Regions from separate parts of the Homo sapiens genome. Here region 2 is linked to region 1. Evidence: read pairs that join two places in POLR2A ChIA-PET (ENCODE). Cell type or tissue: Panc1. All regions are shown on one strand. Links, peaks and the distances in the headings refer to the core of each region. The heading gives the core; the rest is flanking DNA.

What was found. ChIA-PET counts read pairs that join two places held together with the same protein. Peaks named below come from ENCODE experiments on the same cell type or tissue, not always from the same donor. Only the 100,000 strongest peaks of a DNase experiment are listed, where the experiment ranks them.
Region 2: POLR2A ChIA-PET joins it to region 1 with 15 read pairs; 2 of 35 experiments call an interaction of 5 or more read pairs at or near these places.

Annotation. Positions count from the first base shown.
Region 1 is chr17:16,103,098-16,111,097 of GRCh38, forward strand. It overlaps NCOR1 (nuclear receptor corepressor 1), which reads right to left. Exons shown (of 46, transcript NM_006311.4): 19 at 5,689-5,815. Among named protein-coding and RNA genes, the nearest start is that of SNORD163, 46 kb to the right of the region's middle. In Panc1, for the core only: no CTCF peak of the experiment used is centred there; a DNase peak (open chromatin) is centred at 3,624.
Region 2 is chr17:16,271,369-16,280,684 of GRCh38, forward strand. All of the region lies in intron 2 of PIGL (phosphatidylinositol glycan anchor biosynthesis class L), which reads left to right. Among named protein-coding and RNA genes, the nearest start is that of MIR1288, 6.0 kb to the right of the region's middle. In Panc1, for the core only: no CTCF peak of the experiment used is centred there; DNase peaks (open chromatin) are centred at 2,453 and 2,703.

The DNA.
Region 1 (8,000 bases), core at 1-8,000:
CTTTACCTAGATATATCAAAGGCAGCACAAATTCAGTATGTCCTGTACTAGAGTTGTAATAACCACTCGCAAATCAGATTCTTTTCTAGGGTTTACTATCCAATTAAACAAAACAGAGACCAAGAAGTCATCTTTTAAACCCTCTTCTCATTTACCCCATATCCAGCCTTGACAAGGCTCACTGATTTTCTCTCTAAAAATTTCTCTTGAATCTATCCAATCCTGTTCAACTTCACAGCTAGCACTCTAGTCCAAAACCAACTCTCTTCACTCCACTTCAGACCATTCTTTACAACAAAGATAGAGTTGTCTTTTTAAAAGCCAGATTTTACCACAATAACTCACTCTCTCACTCTCATAACTTTTCAGTGGACCCCCATTACTATTAGGATAAAGTCCCAAAATTGCTGGTATGATCTGCAAGGCCTTGCCCAGTGGGCCCCCTCCAGCCTCTCCAGCTTGCACACAGCTCTCTGAATTCAAGTCACACTGGCCTTTATTTAGTTTGTTCAATGCCTCATGCATCTTCTACCACAGAGACTTTGTACATGCCATTCACCTTTACTGAAAGGCTCTTTCACCTACTTTTCCTTTGGTGATCAACTCAAACATCACATGCTTAAAAAGCCTTCTATGGGCTGGGCGCACTGGCTCACGCCTGTAATCCCAGCACTTTGGGAGGCCGAGGTGGATGGATCACCTGAGGTGAGGAGTTTGAGACCATCCTGACCGACATAGTGAAACCCCGTCTCTACTAAAAATACAAAATTAGCCACATGTGGCATGCCTGTGCTCCCAGCTACTTGGGAGGCTGAAGTAGGAGAATCGCTTGAATCCGGGAAGTGGAGGTTGTGGTGAGCCGAGATCATGCCAGCCTGGGCAACAAGAGTGAAACTCTGTACCCCCACCCCCCCAAAAAAGCCTTCCATGGTTTCCTTAACAAAGTTATATTTTGCTAATATAGTTCTGATACCACATGTACTAGTTACAGTTACAATCTTACATTTATTTACTAGAATGATTTCTGGCTATTTCTTCCACTAGGCTATAAACTCCATGAAGACAGAGATCATTTATTTTGATTATCACTTAAGTACTAGCCTGGTACACAGTAGACTCAAATACTGGCTGGATTATAAAGTACATGAATGGTTGTGAAAACCTAAGTAACCGTCTGGGAAAAAAAAATATTTTTTAATTGTATATAATAGACAGCAATATAAAAAAAACTTCTACAAATTCATCCTTTCAAATATGATGAAGTGTCAACTATGTATGTGCAGGGAGCTGTCTGAGGTACCACGGACACAGCAATTTAAGAAAACCTAAGCAGATGCTCTCATGGAGCCCATATTCTAGCGTGAAATAGACAACAGTAAATATGTGATATAGGCTGAGAGTGGTGGCTCACGCCTATAATCCCAGCACTTTGGGAAGTTAAGGCAGGAAGAATGCCTGAGGCCAGGAGTTCAAGACCAGCTTGGGCCACATAGTAAGACCTCATCTCTACAAAAAAATTAAAAAATTAGCTAGTCATGGTGGCGTACACCAGTAATCCCAGCTATTGGGAGGCTGAGGCAAGAGAATCACTTGAGCCCAAGAGGTCAAGGCTTGCAGTGAGCTGTGTTCACGCTGGTACACTTCAGCGCTGGGTTAACAGAGTGAGACCCTGTCTCAAAAAAACAAAAGAAGTGATATATCAGGTGGTGATCAGTGCAGTGACTAAACGACAAAACTGAGAAAGAAGTGGGTGAGGAGGTATTATAGAAAAAAGTGATATCTGAACAGAGGACTCAAGGAAATGAGAGAATGAGCCCTAGGCACATGGTGGGGAAGAGCATCCCAGGTAGAGGGATTAGAAAGCACAAAGGCTCCTGAAGTCGGGGTTGGTTTGCCCAGGAACAGCAAAGAGGACAGTGTGGTTGGAGCAGAGGGGGCCAACAAAAAAGCAGCTGGCAGAAAGTTCACAGAGGTACAAAGGTCAGTTCATGCAGAGCCTCATAAATTGCAGTAAGGCCTTGGGTCTTTATTTTTACTGAGATGGGAAAGTATTACAGAATTTGGACTAGAGAAGAAACATGATTTGATTCACATTTTGGAAGAATTACTTGGGCTGCTGTGGAAGAAAAAACAGAATGGACCTTGTCTCTACACAAAATAAAAAAGTACATTAGTCAGGTGTGGTGGTACACGCCTATGGTCCCAGATACTTGGGGGGATGAGGTGGGAAAATCGCTTGAGCCTGGGAGTTTGAGGCTGCAGTGAGCCACGATCGAGCCACTGCACTCCAGCCTAGGTGACACAGCGAGACCTCATCTCTAAAAATAAATAAAAAGAATGGAACAAAAAGAAGCAAGAGACTAATCAAAAAACTACTGCAATGAGGGCTCCTCAGAAGCAGGGTAGGAGCAATGGAGACAAGGATCCAATTCTAAAGAGACTAAAGAAAACCTAATTTATTGATATAGTGAAAGACCAGAGGGAAAAGCAGCTTGTGGTGGTAGAGACACATGAGTTTGCTTTGGCTGTTAACAACAAGATGGCTCTTAGGCATCCAAATGGAAATACTGTAGGTGATCAAATATATGAGCCTGGAGTTCACATGAGAGTTCAAGTCTCCAAAAAACAAACAAACAAACAAACAAACAAACAAAGACAGACAAGCAAATAATTCAGAAGAGTACCTCACATGTAGTAAGGTTTTAATATATGGCAGCCATGGCCAGGCGCGGTGGCTCATGCCTGTAATCCCAGCACTTTGGAAGGCCAAGGCAGGCGGAACACCTGAGGTCAGGAGTTCGAGACAAGCCTGACCAACGTAGCGAAACCCCATCTCTACTAAAAGTACAAAAATTAGCTGGGCGTGGTGGCAAGTGCCTATAATCCCAGCTACTCGGGAGGCTGAGGCAGGGGAATTGCTTGAACCCGGGAAGCAGAGGTTACAGTGAGCTGAGATTGCAACACTGCACTCCAGCCTGGGCAACAAGCGCGAGACTCCATCTCTAAAACAAACAAACAAACCAACAAACAAAAACGGCAGCCATTATCATTACTGAAAGATCCTACCAAAGCATTGAAAAGCTAACAAAAAGCCCAACTTAACCTTCATTTCTGTTTATATAGTGGTAGAAAGCCCCAAATCCAAGGGCAAACTAACAAGGCATTTATCTTCAAAATATTAGAAGACATGTTAGTGGTTATACAGCAGATGATATCATTTGACATAAGCACTTTTCCAATTTTCTTCTTCCAAGCCACAAAAGAGTAGGAAGGTTTCCAAGGCATAATGTTTCACCAAGCAGTAGCCAAACATGAGTATCTTTTTTTTTCCTAAAAATACAAAAAAAAACCTTAAAGAATGATGTAGAAAAAGAGAACAAGAGCAAATCCAAATTTTGGTGAAGTTTGGTCTGATTTAATTCTTCTAATCATGAAAGATACTCAAACACTCAGATGTGTTTTAGGAAAACAGATAGAGGAACCCTCCCTTCAGCAGCTGCCTTCGTTCTTCAATTGGCAAGAGACTTGCCACACAATAAACAGTGCATCTGTGCTGTCTCATTGAGATTAGGAATAAGTATGAGATCACAGGTCACATGAGCTGCATTTATGTTCTCTTCTTGACACTTTCCAAATGAAGCTAAGTCAACAGGAAGAGAGAGCCTACAATTCTACTGGGAAAATCATTTCCTCTTAATAGGAAACTCTTCTAGATGATTGAGCAGATGTGATGGTGCCACCCTACACTTGATCAGACATATATATATATATATATATATATATATATTTTTTTTTTTTTTTTTTTTTTTTTTTTTGAGACAGTCTCGCTCTGTCGCCCAGGCTGGAGTGCAGTGGCGTGATCTCAGCTCACTGCAAGCTCCGCCTCCCAGGTTCACACCATTCTCCTGCCTCAGCCTCCCGAGTAGCTGGGACTACAGGCGCCCGCCACCATGCCCGGCTAACTTTTTTTTGTATTTTTAGTAGAGACGGGGTTTCACCGTGTTAGCCAGGATGGTCTCAATCTCCTGACATCGTGTTCCGCCCTCCTGGGCCTCCCCAAGTGTTGGGGTTACAGGCATGAGCCACTGCGCCCGGCCCAGATAGACATATTAATACCAGACTTGGGCTTTGTTATGGACTGCATTGTGCCCCTCCCCACCAAAATTCTTCTGTTGGAGCCCTACCCCCCAATGTAACTGTATTTGAAGACGAGGCCTTTAAGGAGATGACTAAGGTTAAATGAGATTATAACAGTGGGCTCTAATCCAGTAGGAGTTGTCTTCATATGAGGAAGAGACACCAGGAGTGCGCACACCCAAAGGAAAGGCCATGTAAGGACAAAGTAACAAGGCGGTTAGCCATCTGCAAGCCACAAAGACAGCCCTCATCAGAAAGCAACTGTGCCAGCACCTTGACCTTGCACGTACAGCCTCCAGAACCGTGAGAAAATTAATTTCAGTTGCTGCAGCCACCCAATCTGTGGTATTTTGTTATGGCAGCCCAAGGAGATTTATTAACCTCCAGCCTTCATTAACATTTATAACCCCAGGGAATACTAGCCACCAGAAACAAACCCATTAAAACCAAGAGACTCTGACAACCTCTCTAGAAGTGCCATTAACACACCAAACTACCTTCCCTGTTTGCAGCACTCTTACCCTACCCTCGGGTGGGACTTCTCTAATACTCTCTCTACTCTTGTAAAGATGACCTCATTTTTCACAAACCCTCCCAAAAACAAGTTTAAGGTTAGGGGTTGTTCAAAGCCAAAACCCATTTCAATACAAGTTTAAGTTTAAAAGACAACAAGAATAATCTATAGGAAAAAAAAAACATGGAATCTAATATTACTAAACCTGGAGGATGTACAACTTTTAAAGCTTATACAAAATAAAGACCCTACACAGAAAAGAGATACAACTCTAATTACACAAACTTTAAACAAAAGTAATTGAAAAGGAAAACAAAAAGAAAATGATGGAAAAAATTATCTGCATATACAAAACATGAACATGTTTAATTTATAATATATGAAGAGCTACTAAAAGCATTATAAAAATCCCCACATCAGAAGCAATTTCCAAAAAAAAAAAAAAAAAATCCACAGAAACTTTAATCAGAGTGTAAACTGAAATAAATTAGGTATCTTTTTTCTTACCAAAAAAATCAAGAAAACATTTACCTTTCCATGAACTTGTCATTAGTTTAAATGACAAAGATACATTATTTCTTAAATTTCCTTAAGTTTCGTGTTTTTTTTTTCTATCGGTGCTTCTAAGGTCACTAATTCTTTTTACGTAAAAACATTACTACAGTACATATAAATCTCTGTAAAAATATGAAAATAAATCAAACTTAAGCCAATAAAATAAAGAGAAATGTAACCAACTATACTAACTGAACAAATAAATGTGGCAATGACACAGACACACAGGTATTTTATTGATGTTGGCACTTGATGTCTGAAGCAGGACTGCCATTTCCAAGATCTTCTGGACCATCCTAGGTGCTACATAAATATTTGTTGATTAAATGAATAAAAACATTATGTTCAAGTTTGAAGTCTCCACACCATGAAAACACTGGCACACTGTTTCCTCAATGAAGCAACTCCTACACAGTCAAATGACTAAAAATTATTTATTCTGGATAGCAGATGTCACAACTAAATTTAAAATTTTGAGATACCTTCGCTGTCTTCTGGATTTTCTTCTTCATTGGAGGCTTCAATATCTTCATCCTCCTGAGCAGAAACAGTGGAAGCGACACTTTCACATTGAGACACATCTCGCTCTTCACGAGGTTTTCGTGAAGTCTAAAGGAGGAAAGAGTATTATTTGATTTAAATAACTAAAAAGAAAAAAAAATTCATTTCTGAAATAATGTAGAACATTGATAAGCACACACACACACCAGACAAGGAGGTCACATGTTTGACAATAGTTCTGGTTAAAGTGCAGATAAATACCTCTCCATAATCACTAACTGGCCAAATTTTGTGTAGATGGCTCGCCTTTATCAAACTAAGCAAAAGTTACATCTGATCCACTTTTGGAATTACTCACCACTATACATGTATAAAAAGCCAAAAATCACATACCTCCATGCTTTTTACTCACTCCAGATAATGTTATCTAATAAAAACAATATATATATATTTTTTCTAAAGATAATATATACCTTGAAATGTGGAAGACATAACACTACAAAAATCACTGCTCATTATTCCAACAGTAAGAGATCCTAAATATACCGGTACATTTCCTTTCAATCTTTCAGAGGCATATACATGAATATAAATATTTATGTATACATGTAAACACAACCAGGAAAGCCCTATGTAATTACATATTCACTTTTTTAACATAATGTAGCCATGAGCAGAACATATCACTGTTACAAATTCTTCCTAATTATTGTTATTAATGATCCCATGAAAACATTATGTTGACATAATACTGACATATATTATGTTGACATATAATTAAAATTCTCCTATTTTAAGGCATTTTGGTAATTTTCAATTTTTGGTATAAATAATGCTGCAAGAAACTTCCTTCACTAGCATTAAGAATCACGCAATTTTATAAGCAACAACTCATCATTGATATTACTACTGAATTTCTTTTTACCACTCAATTTATTTTTCTTTTTTGAGACAGAATCTTGCTCTGTCACCCAGGCTGGAGTGCAGTGGCAGGATCTCAGCTCACTGGAACCTCCACCTCCTGGGTTCAAGCAATTCTCTGCCTCAGCCTCCCGAATAGTTGGAATTACAAGCACCCGCCACCAGGCCCAGCTAATTTTCATGTTTTTAGTAGAGACGGGGTTTCACCATCTTGGCCAGGCTGGTCTTGAACTCCTGACCTCGTGATCCACCCGCTTTGGCCTCCCAAAGTGCTGGGATTACAGGCGTGAGCCACCGCACCCAGCCAATACCACTCAATTTCTTTTACTATAAAAAAGCACAAATTCAGCTAAGCATAGGAGCTCATGTCTATAATCCCAGCACTTTGGGAGACTGAGGTGGGAGGATCACTTGAACTCAGGAGTTTGAGATTAGCCTGCGCAACAAAGTTGGACACCTGTCCCTACAAAAAATAAAAAAATTAGCTCTGTGTGCTGGTGCTCTCCTGTAGTCCCAGTTACACAGTAGACTGAGCCAGGGAGATCGCTTGAGCCCAAAAGGCTGAATCTGCAGTGAGCTGTGATCATGCCACTGCACTCCAGGCTGGGTGACAGTGAGACTCGTTCAAAAAAAAAACAAAAAACAAAAAAACAAAAATTTTTTTTAATTCCTTTTTAAAAAAAATTGTATGCTCCCTTCTGCAAAGTATGTTTATGCAAAATTGCTCATTCTTCTACTGGGGTCGCATATACGTAAGAGTACATGTGTACACATTTAACTATAAGACGTTAGCTATTTACATTATATTTATAACTTCATGTTACTAAATAGAAGGCTTAATATCTTCTGTGTTTGCAGACCCAGGGTTCTGGAAGTCCCAGCCCTGATGGTCCTCTGTCTTGTGCCCCTTACAGAGCCTACGTTTCACCTCATATGAGCTGTCAGCCTCTCCCAGTGAGACTCCTCAGAAGAGGAAAATATACTACTGCCCTGTTAAAAATTACCCGTACATCTACTCAACATTCTCATGCGGATGATATTTAGGATCCAACTAAAATATTAATTAACTCAAGAGAAACAATCATTTTCTAATATCAGAGTCACAGAATTAGTTGCAATTCTCAAGGCTAATATTTCTAAGTTCATAGCAGGAATGCAAGAGAATCCCAGAGACACACTGGCTACACTTTCTAAAAAGCTTTCAGAAGATTCTGTAAATTTTCAAGGATAATAACTACTTTTAATTTATTTGTTTGTTTTTGAATATGAGGTGTTGCTGTGTTGCCCAGACTGGTCTGGAACATCTGGCCTCAAGCAATCCAGGTGTGACCTACCATGCCCAGCAGATAAATTATTATATGGATTTTTCCAG
Region 2 (9,316 bases), core at 658-8,657, 170 kb after region 1:
TTTCACAACTAGCATTTTGTGGTTCAATAAACAGAATAATTGTCCTGCAAATAGGTACGTACCCTAAATAGGGTTACAGATAAAATACAAAGTGCCTAACTAAATTTTAGTTTCAGATAAACAATAATTTTTTAATGTTAAGTGTGTCCCAAATTTCACATAGAACACTTTTTTTTTTTTTGAGATGGAGTTTTGCTCTGTCGCCCATGCTGGAGTGCAGTGGTGCAATCTTGGCTTACCGCAACCTCCACCTCCTGGGTTCAAGCAATTCTTCTGCCTCAGCCTCCTGAGTAGCTGGGACTACAGGCGCACACCACCACACCCAGCTAATTTTTGTATTTTTAGTAGAGATGGGGTTTCACCATATTGGCCAGGCTGGTCTCAAACTCCTGACCTCATGGTCTGCCCGCCTCAGCCTCCCAAAGTGCTGGGATTACAGGCGTGAACCACTGTGCCCGGCCAGAACATAATTATACTAAAAAATTATTCACTTGTTTATCTGAAATTCAAATTTTATTTTATTTTATTTTCATTATTTTTTGAGACATAGTTTCCTCTGTCTCCCAGGCTGGTTTCAAACTCCTGGCCTCAAGCAATCTTCCCACCTTGGCCCCCGCAAAGCACTGTGATTATAAGTATGAGCCTCCATCCATGCCCAGCTTAAAATCAAATTTTAACTGGCATCTGCTATTGGCAACCCTAACCCCAAAGCCATTGCTTTTTATCCCATTTTGTGAAAGTCAGTGTCACTATTTCCCTACTGTGAGCTTGCTTATTTCTGCCTTTTATCCTTAGCCTGAAACAAGTTGTGAATATCAAATTTCCACTCACTCCATTGCTTTACCTATGAAATAAATTCCCAGAACTTAGAATAGTTAACAGCAATCTGTTTCCTAGAACTAGCTGCCAGGACTACACCTGGACATCTGTTATTTACAGCCTCATTATTGACATTTTGTCAATAGTTCTGACCTATGCCATGTAATCTGTTATAGTCATAGCATGCCTTCCTGGAAATTTTCATTTGCCTCTATTCCTATTGTATTATTTGGGTTCTTTCCATATTTGTTTGTTCAAGATTCTCTCATCATTAAAAACAAATAAACAAAAACCTCTACTTAACCCTCCTCATCCCATTACTGCTCTACTTCTCTTCCTTCATAACCAAGTATTATCTACATGCATTGTCTTCACATCCTGTTATTAATTCCCCAATGCATTAAATTCTGGCTCATCGTCCTACTACTTCTCGCTGCCATTGAAGCTCCTCTTTCCAGAGTCACTGGTTACTTCCTATTTGTGAAATCAGTAGGAAGCTTTTCAGTCCCAGTCCTACTGGACCTCTCAGCAGCTCTGGCCAATGCTGACCACTCCCCCAATCCAGAAACCACTCTTGGCTTCTGTAACAGTCCCTGGCTCCAGCTGTCCTCCTACCTCCTTACTTCCCTGGCCACTTGGGTCGGTCACCTTCAGCCATTCTTGTCATCTGCCTGGTCCTCTATGATTCTCAGTGTTCGATGCACACTCTGTAGTTGTGATTGAGGTATTTACAAAAAACTGGTGCCCCACTGAGCCAGGTTCACGTGGAAGTTGGGATGAAACAGGATTCTGAGAGGACATGGGAGGAACATGGGTTTCACTTTGTTTCTTTATTAATCTTTGAAATGTGTTTGTTTATTCATTTAGCACTCATTTTTTGAGCATATACTATATCTCAAATATCAGGTCCTAGGAGTACAAAATGGCAAGTCAAGTCCTTGCCCTCAAGGAGCTTGCAGTCTAGGAAAAGCCAACAAACCAACTAATGATGTGAGGACAGCACACAAAGGTACCATGGACTCAGATGCAGGAGCCAGGAAAGACACTAGAGACAGGTTGCCTGTGATCTGAGCTTTAAGAGACAAGTAGGAATTAGCCAGGTGCATTCCATATGAGTTCTTCCAGATAGCTGGAGTCCACATGCCTGAGGGAATATGACAGAAGATCAAGTGAGGGAGCCAGGCAAATGCCAGATCACAAAGACCATGTGTCAGGTGAAGGTTATGGAATTGAAATGTCTTAAAACTATAAGGAGCTTTGAAGTACGTCAAAATGGGCAATAAATTGATCTGATTTTCATTTTAGAAAGACTTCTTTTGACAACACTGTGGAAAGCAGCTTGGGAAGGGGGCTCCAGACTTGGTGCAGTGGAACCAATAGGTATGGTCACGTGAGAAATCAGAGTCAGAAAAAAAAGCAGTGGCAGGGGAAATTGAGAGGAGATAGTTTCTAGTGCTGCTACAGAGGTAGCTATTCTAAGGCTTGATGACCAATTGGTTGTCAAAGATAAGAGGGAGGAAAAAAAACAAAGGGTCTCCCAGATGTGTGCATTTAGTGACTGCATAATGCATCACCTCCACTAAATGATTCATCTGTTCTTCATCCCTGTTAGTCTGGACACCAAAAATATCACTCTGCCTAAAGGGGGGAAACATTTCTTTGAGGGAAAACCCTTTTGCCCTATAGCTAAACTAAGCCATTGGAAACTTTTTAGGGCAGAAATGTCAGAGGCATGAACAGGGCTTCTGGAGGAGGGTGAGGTCTCCAGGTTCTCCTGGCTAGTGAAGAGGCTCATGTTCTCATTAGCAAACTGATGGCCTCCATCGATGGCCGTGATACTCACAGGGCGTGGTTCAAAGCCCCAGATCATCAGGGCTTCTAGAGTCTACTTAATCAGGACAGGCATTTATTTAAAGTGCTCTGAAGCTAACTGTCACAAATAGGGAACCTTAGTACTGGTCAGTTGGGAACCAAGGTTATTACCAAGAAGATAGTGTCAGGTGTCAAGTGTGGAAGTCAGGACAAGGCCAGATGTAGGAGATAAGAGTGAAACCAGACGTGAGAAGGTTGGAGCGTGTAAAGGAAATGGGTCACAGGACAAGCAGTTCAGACCTGAGGCCAAGAAGAGGAAGGCAAGAGTTCTCTTGCGGATCTCAGCTAGAAAACATTGCTGTAGAACATAGGTCACTTTGTTTGTTTGTTTATTTATTTATTTATTTTAAGCAAAAGCAAGTTTATTAAGGAAGTAAAGGAGGCCGGGTGCGGTGACTCACACCTGTAATCCCAGCACTTTGGGAGGCCGAGGCGGGTGGATCACCTGAGGTCAGGAGTTCGAGATCAGCCTGGCCAACATGGTGAAACCTCGTCTCTACTAAAAATACTAAAATTAGCCGGGCGTGGTGGCAGCCACCTGTAATCTCAGCTACTTGGGAGGCTGAGGCAGGAGAATCGCTTGAACCCGGGAGGCAGAGGTTGCATTGAGCTGAGATAGCCCCATGGCACTCTAGCCTGGGGGACAAGAGCAAGACTACGTCTCAAAAAAAAAAAGAAAGTAAAGGGATAGGCCGGGCACTATGGCTCACTCCTGTAATATCAGCGTTTTAGGAGGCCGAGGGGGGCGGATCACCTAAGGTCAGGAGTTTGAGACCAGCCTGGCCAACATGGCAAAACCCCGTCTCTACTAAATATACAAAAATTAGCCGAGTGTGGTGGCTTGCGCCTGTAATCCTAGCTACTCAGGAGGCTGGGGCAGGAGAATGGCTGGAACCCGGGAGGCAGAGGCTGCAGTGAGCTGAGATCACACCACTGCACCCCAGCCTGGGCAACAGAGCAAGACTCCGTCTCAAAAAAAAAAAAAGAAAAGAAAGAAAGTAAAGGAATAAAGAATGGCTGTTCCACCGGCCAGCAAAGTGGGATGCTCCACTAAGGACACTTACAGTCATTTTCTGATTATACTCTAAACAAGGGCTGGCTTATTGAGTTTTCTGGGAAAGAGGTGGGCAATTCCCAGAACTGAGGGTTCCTCCCATTTTAGACCATAGAGCGTAACTTCCTGACGTTGCTATGGCATTTGTAAACTGTCAGTGGCACTGGTGGGAGTGTCTTTTAGCATGCTGATGCATTATAATTAGCGTATAATGAGCAATGAGAACCACCAGAGGTCACTTTCATTGCCATCTTGGTTTTGGTGGGATTTTGGTGGGATTTTTATTGCAGGTTGTTTTATCAGTAAGGTCTTTATGACGTGTATTTTGTGCTGACCTCCTATCTCATCCTATAAGTAAGAATGCTAACCTCCTGGGAATGCAACCCAGTAGGTCTCTGCCTTATTTTAGCCAGCCCCTATTCAAGATGGAATTGCTGTGGTTCAAATGCCTCTGACATATTTCACCCCTTCCTTTTATAAGAGAACCCTTAATCCTAAGGGCTGTAGAGGGATGAAGATCCATCTTCTGTGACTTCTTCAGGCTGAATAGGGGCAATGATATTACTGCCTATTAGGGTCTCTTGTATTTGGGGTAGAGAGGAGCTCTGTCAGAAAGTGTCAGTATGGAGGCTGGGTGCAGTGGCTTACACCTATAATCCCAGTGCTTTGGGAGGCCAAGGCAGGCAGATCACTTGACATCAGGAGCTCAAGACCAGCCTGGGCAACATGGTGAAACCCTGTCTCTACTACAAATATAAAAATTAGCCAGGTGTGGTGGTGGGTGCCTGTAATCACAGCTACTCAAGAGGCTGCGGCAGGAGAATCATTTGAACCCAGGAGGTGGAGTTTGCAGTGAGCCGAGATCAGGCCACTGCACTCCAGTCTGGGTGACAGAGTGAGACTCTGTCTCAAAAAAAGAGAAAGAAAGCGTCATTATGGTGAGGGCCATTTATAACTCTGACAAAAGGTGATATCTGAAAGATTAATAAGTGTTCAATTTAAGAAAACATTCAGTAAGCTTATCCTGCATTCCTACACAAAGAGTACAACAGCAACACATTCCACAATGGTAAAGCAAAATAAGTAAAATTATTCAAAGTAAACTAAATAAGAAGTCTTTCCATGAACTGGGCAATTGTTGAAACCAAGTTGATATGGGGTCACTAGCTTATTCCAATATGTGCCCAGAATTAGAATATTGATCCAGATTTTTACATTATCTATCCCTCTTGTTTCTTCTAAGTAGCAGCCAGAGATCACTGGTTGGTTCTCAGGAATAAGCAGTCAGTTTAAATTGCAGAAAAAAAACTTAAAAACTACTGATAAGACTAGACTCTGGCCGGGTGTGGTGGCTCACACCTATAATCCCAGCACTTTGGGAGGCCAAGGCGGGTGGATCACCTGAGGTCAAGAGTTTGAGACCAGCCTAGCCAACATGGCGAAACTCTGTCTCTATGAAAAGTACAAAAATTAACTGGGCAGGCGTGGTGGCGGGCACCTGTAATCCCAGATACTCAGGAGGCTGAGGCAGGAGAATCACTTGAACCTGGGAGGTGGAGGTTGCAGTAAGGCACAATTGTGCCACTGCACTCCAGCCTGGGTGACAAGAGTGAGACTCCATCTCAAAAAATAAAATAAAATAAAATGACTAGACTCTGATAACATGCGTACCATAGTTTTTGAAACATAACGTTTTTCTCTCCAGTCTCCCATTTTTACTAAAGACAAATCATGGTAACTGATTTGCTTTGTTATACTTGGCCTCATTATTTGTATAAAGTGCAGCAACAATAATTATTTTTCACATAGGCTTTTAAAATCAGCTTTGATGGAATTTTGTTCCTTAGAAGGAATCTCAGATAAGACTTTTTTAAAGCTGAGCCCAGCCATGGGTCTGTACCCTCAAATATCTATATGAGTTGGGTAAATTTCTCTCTTCTTGAGATCCCAAGATAACTTGGGGCTCCTGGACTTGTCATAAAGTGACATTCTTTACTTACCACAGGTCAAGAACCCTGTACAGGGACTACGTAGACAATGTATGAGGCCAGTTTTCCTAAGGGGCTTTTATTGGCACTGTAAGTCAAGTTTGATTCCTTAAAGGAAAGAGTGTCATTCCAGTCAAAGCCTTGGTGAAAAAAAAGTTTCTCCAATTGTGTTCTGATACAAAAGAAAACATTCTTATTGCATTTATGCAAATAATTATATTGCCATAAGTTAAAAATGCTCACAAATGGTTTCTGAATTTTGGAGAAATTGGGCAGAGAGAAACAAATATGCTTCAAATTTTGTTCACAGGAGTATACTTTACTCAATTGTTAAAAGCTGTTAATAGCTCAAAAGAAAAATTTCCTTGGCTCTGAAAAACAAAAGAAAGGATCAGCAACGTTTTAAGCCAAAAGTTAAAAAAAGATTGCTTCAGTCTTCTGTTAGGTCAATCCATGCAGTTAACTCCTGTTTTGCTTGATATTCATGAACATTTCAGCTCTTCATGAGTCCTGAAAGTTTTTTCCTCTATTTTAATGTCACAATTTACAAAGTTATTAGAAACCTACATTCAATAACACCTGTTAGAGTTCTATAATTGATTATAAAACCACCTTCTAAAGAGGACAAAGACAAGACAACAATTGTCCGTGGGTGACAAAACACCTTAGGATAGCCTCTATTAAAGCCACAGTTGACTAAGAATTTTGGTTACTTCTGTGGCATACAACAATTTTTACATAACAATTATAATGATTAACAACATACACTAAGTCATATCAGAATTGTAGGAGTTTCCTGTGATTTTGGAACATATACCAATAACATATTTATACAAATACAGCCCAAAGAAAGCCAAGCGCCATTTCATATTTGACAGTGCTTCCTGTATGATTTTTATACCAAACAAGCCAAACTTCACCATTGAATTAGTGCATTATTGATGTCAAACTCAATTCTTTTTTTTTTTTTTTGAGACAGAATCTCACTCTTTTGCTCAGGCTGGAATGCAGTGACGTGATCCCAGCTCACCGCAACCTCTGCCTCCCAGGTTCAAGCAATTCTTCTGCCTCAGTCTACCGAGTAACTGGGATTACAAGTGTGAGCCACCACGCCTGGCTAATTTTTGTATTTTTAGTAGAAACAGGGTTTCGCCATGTTGGCCAGGCACAGGGACCTCAACAGCACATGCCAGTGAGGATGGGTCTCAAACTCCTGAACTCAGGTGATCCACCTGCCTTGGCCTCCCAAAGTGCTGGGATTACAAGCATGAGCCACTGTGCCCAGGATCAAACCCGATTCTTAATAAAACTTTATAGATAAATCTATCCAATTTTAATGTCTGACCATAAGGTAAGGTTCTTATAAACCTCTTAAAACCCTTTACAATTTTTGTTAAAGAGCAGATTAGTGTTCTAAGAAAACTCTGTTGTGCTTTTATTCCAGTCTTCAATTTATGGATAAACTGAATAATACCCCTTTAATTTTAGCTAATATGTTCACACACAGAATTTCTTTTACAAGATTAATTTTTCACAAACCTTCCACAACTTGTTCAAACTTCAACTTTTTCCTATCTAACCTAAAACAATCCTTTAACCCTTAAATCTAGGCAAAAAAAAAAAATCCACATTCACATGCCTTTTTATAATCTTTTACCAAAAACACATTTCACTTTCCTTGCATGTAAAACTGATTTACTTAAGTCTCATGAACTAAAAGGCATTTATACTTTTTACTTTTCTGACAATATTTGATTTAAGCACCTATTATTTTTAAACCAGTTAATCAAAATGCTTTCATATCACACACACAACCCATATAAATACACAGACAGGCAGAATAATATTCAGTAGTTGTTAAGATTTTTCATTTGCCAGTTTCTTAAATGGATTATGGGTTTCAGGGTAGAGCGCTTGGAGGAACAGGCCCAGGAAAGCACACAGTTTCTAGGGCATCATAAGCAGGTACAGCCAAAGTTGGCCAATTGGTGCTGCAGTCTATTTCCTTTGGGCCAGAGTTTCCTCAGTATTGTCCCTTCAGGGTTCACCTGGAAGATGTTACCGGGAAGGAGTCCCAATCCAGACCCCAAGAGGGAGTTCTTGGATCTTGCCCAAGAAAGAATTCAAGGCAAATCCAAAGAGTAAAGTGAAAGCAAGTTTATTAAGTAAAGGAAACAAAAGAATGGCAACTCCATAGGCAGAGCAGCCGGTCACTTTAAATTCATTTCTACAACCTAATTTTTGACATATTTTAGATGCCAGTTCATTTACTGTAAGGCATAAGATTAGACTTGTTGGCATCAAAGGACTGTGACTTCTAAATGAATGCATATAATAAAGAGATATTTTGCCTGCAAGGCCAATGAGACCCACTTAGGATGGTCTTAGGCTCAGCATTATCCTTGAACAGATTTATGCATATTTCTAACTTTTAAATTTTCATTTACATTTGTTTATTTTATTATACTTCCCAAGAGAAGATTTTCTATAGAAGTTTTATTAAATTCTTCCTATTGTACCTAAACTCTGTCCCCATTGTCCTTCTCTTGCTCCAGATTGTCATATCTCAGACTGATGTGTCTATCAGAGGCACAGGGACCTCAACAGCACACGCCAGTGAGTCAGTCATCAGATTATAGTAGCCTGGGAATGGGGTGAATACAGGCTTGAAGTGGACTAGTATCTATTTCCAAGGAGGCCCAATCTATTGGGTAAGCCATTGCAGCAAGTGTTTCTAGCTAACAAGATGGTCAGAGTCAGGCAGGGGGGCCTTGCTGTGATTCTGGGTTGACCTTGTTTGGAGCTAGATGACTATAGCCAGCATCTAGGAGAGAAAACTGGTTCAAGTCACTAGGCTTGGAAATGTCATCTTGCCAGACCCTCTTATGGTCTTGACTAACTGGGCTGGGTTTATTACCAGTAGAGGAACAGACAACTACATCAGGGCAGAAGCCCAGGCACATGGACATGGAAAAACATATGCATCACTGAGGAAGAGCCTAGAGCTTGATGTACACACAGATGCTTGAGGTTCACCCTGGTCCATTGGATACTGGGTCTAAAATATGTTTTCACATTGGTAATTCTAGGCCTTATCTGCTCCTGGGGGCAGAGGTCCCACCAAATGGTGCCTGCATGGGTCCATACTGACTGTACTTGAGAGAGGCTAAGGGTCCTATAAGACTGGAGAAAGAGGGTTGATGGAAATAGATTAGCCTTGATTGCCTGGAGAATGCCAGCTGGTTTTCAGCCCCCAATACTTTGGAGCAGAATTAGTTAACTTTGAGTGATGGGTGGATCTTTCTTTTCTTCTAATTTAACTTGCTGTTCATGTTTAGCTTACATACAGTATTGGGTCATTTTTTGCATAACTTTTTTTTATTTCTAACAGACTTTATTTTTTAGAGCAGTTTTAAGTTCACAGCAAAATTGAGCAGAAGTTATAGCCCTTGCCCCACGCATGCACAGCCTCTCTGGTTATCAGCATCCCCAACCCAAATGGTACATTTGTTACACTTGATTAGCCCACATTGATTGACACATAGTTATCACCTGGAATCCATAATTTACATTAGGCATTAGG